2 separate regions of the Homo sapiens genome follow, and region 1 is linked to region 2. Evidence: chromatin contacts called from ENCODE Hi-C or POLR2A ChIA-PET data. All regions are on one chromosome and are shown on one strand. The core of a region is the stretch at or near the end of the contact, and the rest is flanking DNA. Distances in the headings are between cores, read along the strand shown.

The links. A loop is a pair of places that touch in the nucleus more often than their neighbours do. ChIA-PET counts read pairs that join two places held with the same protein, here RNA polymerase II (POLR2A). Pooled maps may share reads with other maps.
Region 1: a pooled map shows a loop between it and region 2 (7-fold over the local background). The contact joins the enhancer-like site here to the promoter of GPAM in region 2. A Hi-C loop is called at or near these places in 2 of 37 single-sample maps with no recorded cell type and 6 of 50 pooled maps. POLR2A ChIA-PET finds 5 or more read pairs at or near these places in 2 of 52 experiments (OCI-LY7 and activated T-cell).

What each region holds. Positions count from the first base shown.
Region 1 is chr10:112,529,202-112,533,776 of GRCh38, forward strand. All of the region lies in intron 4 of VTI1A (vesicle transport through interaction with t-SNAREs 1A), which reads left to right. Among named protein-coding and RNA genes, the nearest start is that of VTI1A, 84 kb to the left of the region's middle. RefSeq lists an enhancer at 2,055-2,104. Within about 2 kb of position 1,915, at least 2 of the 41 ENCODE cell types and tissues checked have a DNase peak (open chromatin) inside an H3K27ac peak, as active enhancers do.
Region 2 is chr10:112,182,481-112,186,847 of GRCh38, forward strand. It overlaps GPAM (glycerol-3-phosphate acyltransferase, mitochondrial), which reads right to left and starts at 1,285. Exons shown (of 22, transcript NM_001244949.2): 1 at 1,213-1,285; 2 at 314-411. RefSeq lists a silencer at 1,203-1,432.

The DNA of each region.
Region 1 (4,575 bases), core at 665-3,164, 350 kb after region 2:
AGTTTTCCATCTAAAATTTGATTGAGGTGTAAAAGTTCAAAGAGACCACACTGAACGTTTTGGATATTTCGTTACCAAATGTAGCAAAGTTTCCATTTCATATGAAGTCATTGCATTTTGTTTTAAGGCTCTTTGTCATAATATAGGAATTAAAATCCCTCAAACTAAAACACATCCTTAACTAGGTATGGTCACTTGAGAATAACTTTTTTATTCCGCATCAGCATTCATTCAGAATATGGAGTCAAAACGGAAGCTCTTTCTGTAAAGAAAGAAAATATTTTAATTTGGCTCTATACTAATCTTTGTAGCTCAGTAGCTAGGAAGAGTTTTTTTCTAGGTAGGGCTGCTTATAATTTATATAAGAAAAGGTCTTCTGCCTACAAATAAGTTTACTTCTAAGTTATTTGCTAATAAATTGATTTTCAGAACTTCTTATCCATGGAATACTAACTATATAAATGGATAAAACTTGGAGATAAACAAAATGAGATAAAAATAGCAATATTCATTTAATTGCAATTGGGATATACCTGTCAGTTTAAAAATATAGATCAAAATAGGAAAATAAGGAATTAATAGCAATGATTATATAGGTAAAATACTGGCTAGGTATTTTCAATGTAACATACACATCCTCCTTATAGTTGCTTCTTTGTGAAGATTCGATAATATGAATACAATAGCTATTATTTCTCATTCTGATAATTTATGATGCAGTTTTTTTAGGCATCTGAAACCTGACTGTAATACATATAATTATAGTCTGCCAATTAACTATAAAGTATGTTAATTTACTCTTAGGTACATAAACATTTCTGCCATGATTAGAAATGTTAAAAATTCAGAAATTAAGAATTTTTCAAAAGCATTTTTAATGTCCCTCATACAATACCCTTTGCATTTAATTCCAAATTAAATGCTTTGTATACATTCATTTCTGATTCATATTCATTTCATTCAATCAAATATAGCTAATGCTGATTTACAAAGAAGGGGCAAGAAAATTACCTACTTTGTACATTTGAGTACTTTTGGGCTATCAGCTTTCCAAGGATTACTGTCTTAAGCATTATCATTCTATTCTTTGAAAATACCGTATTTACCATTCCATGTGGCAACATTTTATTTCTTTGAAAGAGTTGAGTTCTTGAATGTAGTGATGTTGTATTTAGAGTGGAAACATTAATAGTTCATAACTTGATTGCATTTCATGAGAACCATTCTCATAAAAGGAAAAACACAACTTATAGAATAAAATCATAAAGCCTTTCATAGTGAAGTGTGATAATGGGGCAAATAAACTGTTCCAAGCTTTGATTTTGAACCCTAATACTCTCTCAGTTTCTATATGCAGAATTATATTGATCAGTGACTTTTAATAAATCCTAAATAGAAGATTCAAAATATAAAGAGTAGACTATTTCCAAATGTGGGGAAAGTTTTGTGGCAAAGCAATATTTAGCAGATAATGATTGCTTAATTTCTTAATACAAGGTTCTCTTAAGTTCTGATTTGGGCTTGCTGTGCATAAAGTGTGTCAAACTTCAGCTACAGACCAGGGGGTGAAGTCGGTCAATTTAATTCCCCAAGATCTAAAGAAGGTCGGTATCATTTCATATAGCCCTGGCAGAGCAGATCATTACCAGGCACAAATCTGTTCGTTACGTGCTGAGGGTTTATAGCAAAATAAATAGACTGTCATCATAAGTTCAGAAAATTGTGTGTTCGACCCACGATAATGTGTAAAGGGCGTTTAATAGAGTTCAGCATTTATTCGTTATCTGTATGCGAACAGAGACAGCAGTCGCGTTATCAGCTTTAAAAAAAATTCGGTAGTTCTGGGGTCACGTGACACACCTCACACACACACACACACACACACACACACACACACACACACGTGCGCACGTGCGCGCGCGCGCATGAACCCTCACATGCTCTGCAGTGCAGTTTTGATTTTAGTCACAGCAGAAGGCTTAACCACAAGAGATTCCACTGGTTCAAACCAGCGTAAACCAGATTTTTTCAGCCCACAAAGGAACAGATTACCTCTTGTATCAAATTCTGCATTGGGGGAAAAAAAATCTTTGTTTCAGAAAAGATGTTGATTATCATAACTCAACATGGTGGCATTGCACACTCTCATGTTGCCTATGATGGAGCTAGTAACTCGAGAAAATACGAAATCACGACTTACAGTCCAGTCTACGCATTGTTAATTTTCAGAAATAGGCCATCTTTTGTTTACTTGAATGAATAACTCCCGGCCTAAGCAAAGAAAAAAAAAAAAAAGAAAAAAGATAAAGATGAAAAACCCTCCCATTACCTAGCTTGGCTACAAATCCGATGTAGAGCTTGAATGCAGCCATGCAGCACAAACAAGATAGAACGTTTTTTGTTTGGAACCTATTGAAAAAACAAATGGGTAGCATTTTTAAACACTCATTGATTATGGCAGGGTGGCATGCCCCAAATGGTCTCTATTGCTGAAGAGTAGTTTTAAACTTTGGCCCTTTAAGTATCATAGTCAACCAAAGAATAGTGCCCCCAGAAAGAAAAGATCGCTGGCCGATCAATTCCCAGATCGTCTCTTTCTGAGAATTAATGTTTGCCTTTTTCTCCCATGATGTTGGGATAGCAAAGAGAAAGATTCCGATATATGATAGGCCAGGTATTTTAGCTTAAAATTTTGCTTCTTCTGGGGAAGAATTATAACTTTTCATGTGAAATGAAAAGATGATTTACTTGTATGTAACTGGATGGTTGCTGAGTGTGTTAATTAAAAATAAAGAAAGCTTCTTATTTTGAAACGATGATAATAAAGGTTTCATTTTCACTGAATGTACTGTGAGACATTACATGATAACTTATGTACCCTTTTTATAAAGATTCTTAACAGTTTTTAAAATCTTATTCTTTGGTACTCAAAATACTTTTCATATAACAAATGAAATAACAGAATAAGCTGGAATGCATACTGCCTTCCTTGAATTCGGGACAAAAACAGCGTTAAGCATTGAGATATCCGGGCTATAGTAAACATGATACTTACAGAGACTTATAGTGAACAATTCAGGCACATTTCTCCCAAAGCAATAGTTTAATTTATTGACCTGCATATGTCAAGTGTTATAACAGATGTTACAGATATTTGGATGTTTAAAAATTATCAGTCGTAGACCTGAATTGCTGAGGATGCAAATTTCAGACCTAGAATGTGGTTTAGTCTGTTACAACATAGGTTTCAGTTTCTAGTCATTGCAGAAACTGTGGTCGTCATCTCACTTATACAGTGATATTTGTAGTTTAGAATAATGTCAAACACACACACACCCACACGTACACACAATGAGCCAGATATATGGTTATATATTTTAGTTCCTAAAGAGTTAAACAGCTTGTTTTATCTGTTATATTTAAGGTAAATAGAAAAATGTTCTAAATAAGAGAATTAAAATGTTATCATAGGATAATTTACTAAGAAGTAAGGAGTGATTTTTTATTTGACTTTAGTGAAAACAAAACTGCAATATAAATGAAGTAAGAGCTCATTGCCAGTTTACAATATGAAGAAAATTGAAAACTGAAGAAATCATTCAAAAATTAAAATGAAAACATGCCACATGATTGTGGTAGCCTCTTAAGCAAAATAAAAATGTAGAAATTGACTCTTACATACACAGAAGTTCATATGATCGTGAATTTTTGATACTATGATCTAAATAAGTATTATCTCTCCTGGCATACTTTATTTTCTATTAAAATAACATTACTTCCAAATGCAGTCTTATTACTAGAGTGGGTACAAGTATAACATTAACTAACATAATAGTTTGTTGTTTTAAATACTTACTGGAACCAAAGCATGAGCTATTAATCATTTTCATTTGTAGGTAAAATCTGAAATCAGTTGTCAAGATTCCAAATAGGGAAACATCCTGAAAACTTGTATATACAAAACCTCTTCAATGGTACATTCTTAGAAGAGAGGAACAGTAAACTTGTTTTCTTTCTTTATAATATAGACTTCTATGAAGTCGTTCCCCTTTATTTCATGATGGTGTCTTAGATGTACTTTAAAAGAGAATTTCACACTATTCTCTTTGTTTAATGTGACAGTGTGAGAAAGTGATCTTTATTCGTTCAAAAAACTCTGCATGTAGTCTATGTTTAGGTTCTTTTAATGTGTTTGTCTGTGATTTTTAAATGCTAAACATGTAAACAGATAAATTGTCAATGTTAATTCTGTATCCTGTCAGACAACTGATCTTTCTTTCCTGCCATTTCTTTCCTTTTTATCTTTTTTTTGTGCATTCATGTTGCAGTTGATAAAATTACGTGAAGAGGTGAGTACTTCCTAGCTTCTTTTTTTTTTTTAATTCTGCTTTTCCCTATAAAATTGAGTTTTTAAATCTGAAGTGGATCTTTGGATTTGTTTTTCCAGGTAAATCTATACATAGCAAAAAGTATCATTTATATTGTTCAGAAATCTTTTCTGCTCACCATCTTTTAAAACACAACTATATCCTAATCATGCTTATCTCAGGGATCATTGTTCTTTGTTGGAACTGG
Region 2 (4,367 bases), core at 35-2,534:
AGATTCACTAAGAGTAAACTCCTAGAATAGATATTAATCCAAAATATAAAAACTTTCAAACATAATCTCTAGCCTCACATTATTTTTGCTTTTGGCTGTTTCTCACCTGGCCTAAAATTATTCCTTTAAAATCCTGAAAGGTCATGTCTAGATTAACAGTGTTCCTTTGGAAGGCATATTCCAATTTCTTTACAATCCCCACATGGGTTGGCTACAGTCACTGTTATTCTCGGCATAACCACCTATGTCCTTAAAAATTTAACATAAGTACAATCTAACATAACAGGCTAGGGGAGAGAATAAACCAATGCACCTGGGATGAAAGTTCTTCTGTTTCATAACATAAAACTTCAGGACTCAGCTATCAGTTTCGGGTGCAGAATGTCCATACAACAGGGGAGCCGCTGCTGCCTGAGAAAATGAAGTGAAGAGAGGATGAGGAGAGGACAAAGAGGCTCGTTTGTGCCAACAGGAGGTCCACGTTTTGCACTTCCTCCCTCCGCACAGTTCGCTCTAGGTCAAGGAGTAATAAAGAAGCAATATCCCAGAGGCACCAGCCAGCAGCATGCGCTGAGAGAAGCTGACTAGAGGATCTGAAAAGGACAGAGGCTGGAAGACCAGCTGTGAGGTTTAAATCTTCCACTGCTTACCATCTGTGTGATTTTTTATTACCATAAGTTGGTTAACTTCTATGCCTTAGTTTTCCCATCTGGAAAATGGGCAGAATGATAGCTCTTAACCTCCTGGATTGTTGAGAGGACGGAATAATATAAACAAAGGGTCTACCACAGTGTGTAACACACAGTGAGCGCTCAGTCCAATCAATGGTAACGCTGTCATTAATTATCTCCAGCATACCGGCTGCTCTCAGAGTACCCCTTACTGCCTCAATGTTCCCTAGGGACCCAGGCGGGCTGGCTGGCGGCGCCTCCGCGCGTGCAGATACTTAGGGGACTGAGTCCATAAGGACTCCTTCCAACCCAGGGGAACCCATGCCCCAGCGCAGTCTCCCCAGGAGAGATGAATCCTGATCCCCACCCCTGCACGAGCCCGACCGATTTCTCAGGGAGAAGACCGGAGCTCGGGTGTCAGGGAATAGGGGACACGACTGCCCCAGCAACTTGCAGGAGTCGCACCACCTCCATGCACTTGTCCCGGCGCTCCCGGCCCGAGTAGCCTCCCGCAGCCCACACCTGCCCTGGCAGTTCGCACCCTAGCAGCTCCAGCTTCGGCTGCTGCAGAAGCCCGCACTTCCAGTCCCGGCCAATGCCAGCTGCAGTGGCGCACCCTGATGACGCAACCGGCGCGTGGCATTGACGCGGGGCCGCCGGCTAGCCAGCGCCGGGGGCGGGGCCCGGCCTGCGAGCCTCAGGGAGCGTGAGCGGATCCGAGGGTGTAATGTGTGTACTCGAGTGTGCGTGCCTGTGTGTGGCTAAAGATAGTGTGTGAGCGCCTGGACAGATGGTTACCCTGCCTAGGCCATGCGTGTGTGAGTGTGTGTGGGTACCTCATTCTGCTTTGTGTAAATTCAGCTTATCCGGGAGCTTGTCCCTCTTCCAGGCTCTGTTGGGAATGTGCGCGTGGGCTATCAGGTTATGTGTGTGGTCTGACTTTTTATGAGATCTGTAAGACTATGTAGGATTTACTACGAATGGGAGAGGCAGGGATTGCAAATGGCCATGTTGTGTAATTTCTACCAAAGTGGCTGAGTGCCTTTTCCTTTAAGGAGGAAAATGAGATATGAAAAGAAGCAAATAAGGCTTGTAGTATAAAAAGCCTCAGTTAGGAGAAATAAGGGCTTTTTTCCCCCTTCGGACTATATGTTACACAGCATGGTGAATATAGTAAATAATAATGTATTATACAGTTCAAAATCGCTAAGAGTACATTTCAAAAGTTCTCACCATGAAAACTGAGAAGTATTTGAGGTGGATATGTCAATTAGCTTGATTCAGTTATTCCACATTGTATTCATAAGTCATAACATCGATTTGTACCCCCTAAATATATGCAACTATTTAGATAGTTTAAAATTTATAGCAATCCAGTCTAGCCAGCTAAGATGGAGCAACAGGACTGAATTTACTCTCCTGCCTAAAACAACTAAAAACAAAAACAAACAGGCATTTATAAGACAATGGCTTTTAAACGTTGTGCTGGACAGTGGTCCTTGAGGAGGGAAAACAAATGAGGTGAGCCCTATGATTGCCTTGATTTACTAACTAGAGGGAGCAGCCAAAAAGAGCTAGGCAGACTCCCTGAGTTGAAGAGATAGAACTGGGAGAGCAGGGAGGCCAAAGCAGCTGGAACTGTGAGTTGTATATCAGAAAGGAGAAAGCTACACAGAGAAAGAAGGAGCTGTGGAGATCTACAACAGATCTCACTCCAGTCTTCCGCTGATTAGAGCATGTGTGTGAGGAAGCTACCTAAGGGCAGGAAATAATCATGTATGAAGAAAAGAGAGAGCAATTACTAAAGTTTGCACAGGGTAGGAAATTAATTCTGCTCCCACAAGGCAGAGTAGAAAGATACCCAGTGATTATACAGGACCAGAAATAGTGCCTGATCCTGGCACCCCGACTGGAAAACCTCATAATTCACAACTCAAATGGTTTTGCTTCAGTAGTGGGGCAAAATTAGCTCTAATGTAAAAGCTACTCTGATTCTATCTTAGAAATCTTAAAAGCCAGCCACCAAAGGATTAAACCGTTTTTGAGAACAAAGTGTCCCAGAGCAAAGCACAAGAATATTTACAGGAAATTAAAAATAACCAACACCTAACAAGGTAAAATTTGCAACATCTGGAATCCAAACAGAATTATCAGGCATGCGAAAAGAAGCAGGAAATGAGAAAAAAAAATCAACCAATTGAAATCATCCCAGAAATGACAGAGATGATAAAATAAGAGAACAAGGACATTAAGAAAGTAATTATGACTGTATTCAATGTTTTCAACAAGTAGAAAAAATAAACTGAGCATGGGAAGTAGAGATGTGAAAAATCTTTAAAAAAAAAAAAGACACAAACCAAACATCTAGGAGATAATAAAACCACATCTAAGATTTTTAACACCCTAACACACACACACAGACACACACACACACACACACACACACACACACACACACACACACAGGATTAATAGGTTAGACATTACTAAAAAAGAAACAGTAAAAAACCTGACGGGAGGCTGAGGCAGGAGAATGGCGTGAACCCAGGAGGCAGAGCTTGCAGTGAGCCAAGATTGTGCCACTGCACTCCAGCTTGGGTGACAGAGCGAGACTCTGTCTCAAAAACAAAAACAAACAAACAAAAAAAAACTTGAAAGCATTGTGATAGAAACTATCCAAAATGAAACACTAAGGGAAGAAAAATACTGAAAGTAAAAGTAGAGTATCAGTGAGCCTAGTATACATGCAATTGTAGTCCCTGAAGAAAATGAGAAATATGAGGTGAGAATAGATTAGGGAGGACAGAAAAAAGCATTTGAAAGAATAATTGATGAAAACTTTCCAAATTTGACCAAAACTATAAACTTATAAACCCAAAAAGCTCAACAAACTCAGTAGAAACATGAAGAAAACCATACCAAGAAACATCACAATCAAAATGCCTAAAGCCACTGATAAAGAGAAAATCTTAAAAGCTATCAGAGAGAAAAAAAAAGACATTACTGTACAGAGGAACAAAGATAAGAATGACAGCAGATTTCACATCAGAAAAATGCAAACCAGAAGATGGTGGAGCAGCATCTGAAGTACTGAATGAAGAACCTATCAATCAAGAGTTCTTTTTATATTAATATATGGTATGTACATTTTATATATTTTTATATATATCAAAAAAATAAAATAAAAACATATTTTGACATCGAATTGCCAAAAGAATTCATCACCAGCAGGACCGTTCTATAAGCAATGTTAAAGAAAGTCTTTCAGGCAAAAAAAAAATGCTGTCAGATGGAATTCTGAATCTATGCAAAGGAATTAAGAGCTTAAGAAACCACAAATACGTAGGTAAATAATTTTTCTTATTTTTTAAACCCTTTTATTTTAATTTATTTTATTTTATTTTTGAGATGGAATCTCGCTCTGTCACCCAGGCTGGAGTGCAGTGGTGCAGTGGCGTGATCTCAGCTCACTGAAACCTCCTCCTCACAGGTTCAAGCAATTTTCATGCCTCAGCCTCCCGAGTAGCTGGGATTACAGGCACCCGCCACAACGCCCAGCTAATTTTTTTCTGTATGTTTAGTAGAGTTGGGGTTTCACCATATTGCCCAGGCCGGTCTCGATCTCCTGACCTCAAGTGATGCGCCTGCCTCGACCTCCCAAAGTGCTGGGATTATAAGAGTGAGCCACCATGTCAG